2 separate regions of the Homo sapiens genome follow, and region 1 is linked to region 2. Evidence: chromatin contacts called from ENCODE Hi-C or POLR2A ChIA-PET data. All regions are on one chromosome and are shown on one strand. The core of a region is the stretch at or near the end of the contact, and the rest is flanking DNA. Distances in the headings are between cores, read along the strand shown. Region 1 overlaps PPP2R5E (protein phosphatase 2 regulatory subunit B'epsilon). Region 2 holds the start of SGPP1 (sphingosine-1-phosphate phosphatase 1).

Region 1 (2,700 bases), core at 155-2,654, 260 kb after region 2:
TTCTAGTCACCTGTCTTCCATGCCCTAGACATGCATATCTTCTTATAATTTCTCCCATAATGTGCTCACTCTCACCTCTGTGCTGTTCTTGTCTAAAATATCTTCCACCTTTCCTTTGTTTATTCCTTGTTCTATTCATGCTTCCTTTCTGTCCCATCACTAGCTGAAAGCAATTCAACCTAACTGGCTTTCTAATTGACCTTAGGCTGTGCTGGTGATAATACAGGTTTGAACTCTCAGTTAGACTCCAAATCATATGCAAGTTCAACAAATGTCAGGTGTTCAAAACAAAATGAAACAACCAAACTTCTGTGTCATTACATTTTCCTGAACAGTAAATTAAATCCAAACAAGGTTGAAGTCTTGAAGTAAGCCAGCTTTAGTGCAAAGGAGAAGGCTGGAAGGTTAGAGAAGACTTTGAATCATCTTTTGAGAGACTTAACACTAATGTAAAGGGGTCCTTTATTTTATTTTTTTTTGAGATGGAGATTCACTCTTGTCACCCAGGCTGGAGTGAAATGGCGTGATCTCAGCTCATTTCAACCTCCGCCTCCTGGGTTCAGCCGATTCTCCTGCCTCAGCCTCCTGAGTAGCTGGGATTACAGGCGCCTGTCACCATGCCCGATTAATTTTTGTATTTTTGGTAGAGATGGGGTTTTGCCATGTTGGCCAGGTTGGCCTTGAACATCTGACTCAGGTGATCCACCTGCCTTGGCCTCCAACAGTGCTGGGATGACAGGCATGAGTCACTGTGCCCAGCCTAAGGGGGCTTTTAAATATTAACAGAAATAACAGGCCAGCTGGAGAATCTTTCTAACCCTTGGTAGTTGCATTTTGCTTGGTACAAAGAGGAGATAGATGACAGAATGCTTGTCTTCCTCAATCTATGTTAAAGAGTCTGTTAGGAAGATTAGGAAGATTAACCCTTCCAGATGGTCCCTCCAGTGTACGTTGTAGATATTAGATGAAAACAAAAATGATCAGTAGTGATAAGCCAGCTCTCATTAGTCTTTAGCAGAGGTGGGATAGTGTACAGGTGCCAGATTGTGGAGGTCTGAAGCTCAGCAGGGCCCCCTTTCCAGCTGTGTGATGGTGGGCAAGTTGCTAAATATCTTTGGGCCAATTTTTATATGTAAAAATAAGGTTGGTAATACCTACCTCACAGCATTGTAGAAAGGATTAAAGGAGTTAATACATGTAAACTCCTTATAATAGTGACTGCCACAGAGTAAGTGCTTACTAAGTTTTTACTATTATTATGTATACATGATATGACTGGGAAGGGATGACTCATTCAAGATTTTCAGAAACTATTTATTGTGAAACAGGAAATGGCTCTTTAGAATGCGTATCTTTTTCTAATACCTGACCTGTCTTCAGTGACTCTTGTTTATTTTGGGTTATTCATTCATTAATTAACAAGTGTATTTTGACATTGCTTATAGTCAAGATCCTGAAAGAGTGTATTGTCTGTAGGAGATCATGATATTTTCAATAGAGGATAGATTCTGAAAACTTGTGAGAGTTGTATGAATGAGGTTCTTCTGGCCCATCTGGGTCTATGAACAATCTATACATAAGACATCTGGTTTTATCAGAAATTTGAAACTTACGCATTTTTATGTGTACTCTCCATTCTCAAAGAGAGCCTGGTGCGTGTTTTTGCAGATTTATGTAATATGAGAGTTTCTGGAATCTAGATGAATGTCATTCAGAGTGGTCTCTCTTGAACTTGCCCCACTTGGCTTTTTTCAAAGAAATGTTGTCATCTGCATGCTATGCTTGCTTTGGACTTCAGGGTGGGGTAAAAAATGGCTCAGAAGCTATTGCTTGGTCACCTTTGTAATATCAGGGTGCATTAATGGTACAAGCAAGCAATGTAGATTGTCAAAATTTCAGAATTAGACATTTTATCTTTTTATTAGGATGCTGTAATTTTTTTTTTTTTTTTGTAGAGACGGAGGTCTTTCTGTGTTGATCTTCCCACCTCAACCTCCAAAAGTGTTGGGATTATAGGTGTGAGCCATTGTGCTCAGCCACGTTTTTTTTTTTTTTTAATCTGTTGATAAAGGCTTGTTTTTATGATCCTGTGAAAGTAGATTAGGTGTCAATAGAGTCTTCAGATAATTTGCTTGTTTTATGCTGGAAATTCCTATTAAAATTATGCAATTGGATGAAGCCATTTTGTTATTGTCACTATGAAGTATTTTTTAATAATATAAATATGTTCTTCCTAGAGATAACCCCTTAACCCTTTAGTAGACAGGATAATCAATCACCACATTATCAGAGGGCAAGTCGGTTTTTTTTTTTTTTTAAACTTATGGAAAGGTTATGAGTGCAGAGTGTGATTGTGGAATACTGTGTGCCTTGGGGTTGGAACTGGGCTATAAGTAGGGAGGTAGGAGGCTGGATGCAGGGGCTCACACTTGTAATCCCAGCACTTTGGGAGGTCCAGGCGGCAAGGATCCCTTGAGCCTAGGAGTTCAAGACCACCCTGGGTAACATAGTGAAGCACTGTCTTTACAAAAACTACAAAAATTAGCTAGGTGTGGTGGTGCATGCCTGTAATCCCAGCCACTTGGGAGGCTGAAATGGGAGGATTGCTTCAGCCAGGGAGGTCGAGGCTACAGTGTGCTGTGACTGTGCCACTGCACTCTAGCGTGGGTGACAGAGTGAGACCTTGTCTCAAAAAAAGTG
Region 2 (2,700 bases), core at 147-2,646:
ACAGGCATGCACCACCCCGCCCGGCTAATTTTGTATTTTTAGTGGAGACGGGGTTTCTCCATGTGGGTCAGGCCGGTCTTGAACTCCCGACCTCAGGTGATCCGCCCGCCTTGGCCTCCCAAAGTGTTGGGGTTACAGGCGTGAGCCACTGTGCCCAGCCCTGCCCGGCTAATTTTGTTCATTTTTTGTAGAGGTGGGATCTCCCTATGTTGCCCAGGCTGTTGTCAAACTCCTGGACTCAAGCCATCCTCCCTCCTCGACCTCCCAAAGTGCTGAGATTATAGGCATGAACTACCACGCCTGAAGGAAAGTATTTCTACTGTTTTAAGGGCATGGGACAATTTCAAGCCTGTTTCTTGGAAGTAGTTCACATTCTTTAATTACAGACATTCACCTGATCATGGCGGGTGTGGTGGCTCACGCCTGTAAACACAGCACTTTGAGAGGCCAAGGCAGGAGAATCACTTCAGCCCAGGAGTTGGAGACCAGCCTGGGCAATATAGCGAGACCCTGTCTCATCTCTCTCTCTCTAGGTATATATAAAAGACATTCACCTGACCTGAGGAGTTCAGAGACCTTATAAACTGCTCTAGCTAGAAGTCAAGTTGGTAACTTGTGAGACACGGAAGTTAAGCGTCTAAATTAACGTTACCAAACTCAAAAATCTATACACTGCATTCATTCTCTACATTTATTCTGTGCAAGCCCTCTAGGTATTAGAATCTAGGAAAAGGAAATTTTACACTTAAGAACACCTGTGCTCCCTTAACATATACCAAAATATTTGATAAATGACACAGTATTTTGAATTTGTAGGTGGCTGGCTTTTCTTTTGCAGACCACACCTGTTAATATCACCTGGCCCTGTCTTGGGATCTACATGTAGTCTTGTCACCACTGGTCAATTGGCACATGGTTTTCCGAACATCAGTCGCCTGGGACAGCTCTGTAATTACTTGTTAATTACTTGAGTCGAATGATTCCGAACTCATGGTAGTTGCTTCGCCTTCATTGATCATTCACCATTTGGTTCTGTGCCAGCAGGATGCCCGGCTGCTTGGTCACAGGCATTGCGCAAGCTGGCACCGGGATCGTGGCCTCTTTAAGTCAACTTCTGGCTGAGGGAATCCGGCGACACTAGCCCGCGGAGAAGAAGGGCTGAAGGTGGAGCAGGGGGACACGCCGCGTCCCACCAGACGTACGCCGCGACGCCTGCTGGTGGATATTACCCGGGACCTCAAAGCGGCCGCCCGCCGATCCTCAGCGCCAAGCCACGGCCGGATGCGCTCAGGGCGGACCCGCGCGGCCCGGCCCCTCAGGGAGCCCGGGTGGGGGCGGGGCTGGGCGGGGCGGGGCGCGGCGCGCGCGGGGCGGGGGCGCGCGGCCTGTGGCGCCGTCACCCGGCAGACTCCGGAGGGTAGAGCGCTGTGCCGGTTCCGCTGCCGCTGGCCAGGAGCGCGGGGACAGTTCGGGGCTGCGCCGGAGGCCGGCCCGCCTTCCCGGGGGTTCCGTTATCATGTCGCTGAGGCAGCGCCTGGCCCAGCTGGTTGGCCGTCTGCAGGACCCGCAGAAAGTGGCCCGTTTCCAGCGGCTGTGCGGGGTGGAAGCGCCGCCGCGCCGCTCAGCAGACCGGAGGGAGGATGAGAAAGCGGAGGCGCCTCTCGCCGGAGACCCTCGACTGCGAGGGCGGCAGCCAGGGGCGCCTGGAGGCCCCCAGCCTCCCGGGAGCGACCGCAATCAGTGCCCGGCCAAGCCGGACGGCGGCGGCGCCCCCAACGGCGTGCGGAACGGGCTGGCGGCCGAGCTGGGCCCGGCCTCGCCGCGGCGCGCGGGCGCTCTGCGCCGCAACTCGCTGACGGGCGAGGAGGGCCAGCTGGCCCGCGTGAGCAACTGGCCGCTCTACTGCCTGTTCTGCTTCGGCACGGAGCTGGGCAACGAACTCTTCTACATCCTGTTCTTCCCCTTCTGGATCTGGAACCTGGACCCTCTGGTGGGCCGGAGGCTCGTGGTCATCTGGGTGCTGGTCATGTACCTGGGCCAGTGCACCAAGGACATCATCCGCTGGCCGAGGCCCGCCTCGCCGCCCGTGGTCAAGTTGGAGGTCTTCTACAACTCTGAGTACAGCATGCCCTCCACCCATGCCATGTCCGGCACCGCCATCCCCATTTCTATGGTCCTCCTCACCTATGGCCGCTGGCAGGTAGGGTTCCTTCTCGTCCTGTTCAGCCTGGGGGAGTTCAAAGAACTCGGAGTTCTCTTTGCTCTCTGCATTTATTTTAATTCGACCGTTCCCCTCCAAAGCCTCTCTTTCCACAGGTTTTCACAATACTCGCAAACAGGCCCTTTCTGGGTTTTGAAAAATTAAGTGATTGGGGGAAACTGGATACTTAGCCGTTGAATTCTATTTTAATATTAAATTCCAATTTAATGCCTTAGAACCCAAAGGACACACTTTTCCTAGAGTAATACATTGTCATTGGGCTTTGGTTGAGTTTTTTAAACGGCTTTAATTCTTGTAATGCACAGTGGAAGTGAATTTTTTAAATAATCGCTATGTAAACTAAGACCCAGTTTCACCGTAATATATGGTGCCTTCTTCCCTAAAACTGTTTCAGAAAGAGGTAAAGTCATTAGCTTTACCGTGAGACAGTGTTTACAAAACGTTAGTGTAATTCCAAAACAAACATGCTAGTTCCAAGC

Evidence for each region. Hi-C counts contacts between places; a loop is a spot of excess contacts on that map. ChIA-PET counts read pairs that join two places held with the same protein, here RNA polymerase II (POLR2A). Pooled maps may share reads with other maps.
Region 1: a loop to region 2 is called in a pooled map, with 5 times the contacts of the local background. The contact joins the enhancer-like site here to the promoter of SGPP1 in region 2. A Hi-C loop is called at or near these places in 12 of 37 single-sample maps with no recorded cell type and 12 of 50 pooled maps. POLR2A ChIA-PET finds 5 or more read pairs at or near these places in 3 of 52 experiments (HEK293, IMR-90 and activated CD8-positive, alpha-beta memory T cell).

Annotation. Positions count from the first base shown.
Region 1 is chr14:63,470,080-63,472,779 of GRCh38, reverse strand. All of the region lies in intron 2 of PPP2R5E (protein phosphatase 2 regulatory subunit B'epsilon), which reads left to right. Among named protein-coding and RNA genes, the nearest start is that of PPP2R5E, 72 kb to the left of the region's middle. RefSeq lists an enhancer at 1,046-1,125. Within about 2 kb of position 1,404, at least 6 of the 41 ENCODE cell types and tissues checked have a DNase peak (open chromatin) inside an H3K27ac peak, as active enhancers do.
Region 2 is chr14:63,726,761-63,729,460 of GRCh38, reverse strand. It overlaps SGPP1 (sphingosine-1-phosphate phosphatase 1), which reads left to right and starts at 1,396. Exons shown (of 3, transcript NM_030791.4): 1 at 1,396-2,200. The coding sequence starts at 1,517. RefSeq lists enhancers at 905-1,094, 2,055-2,104, 1,749-2,250 and silencers at 1,305-1,404, 1,695-1,794.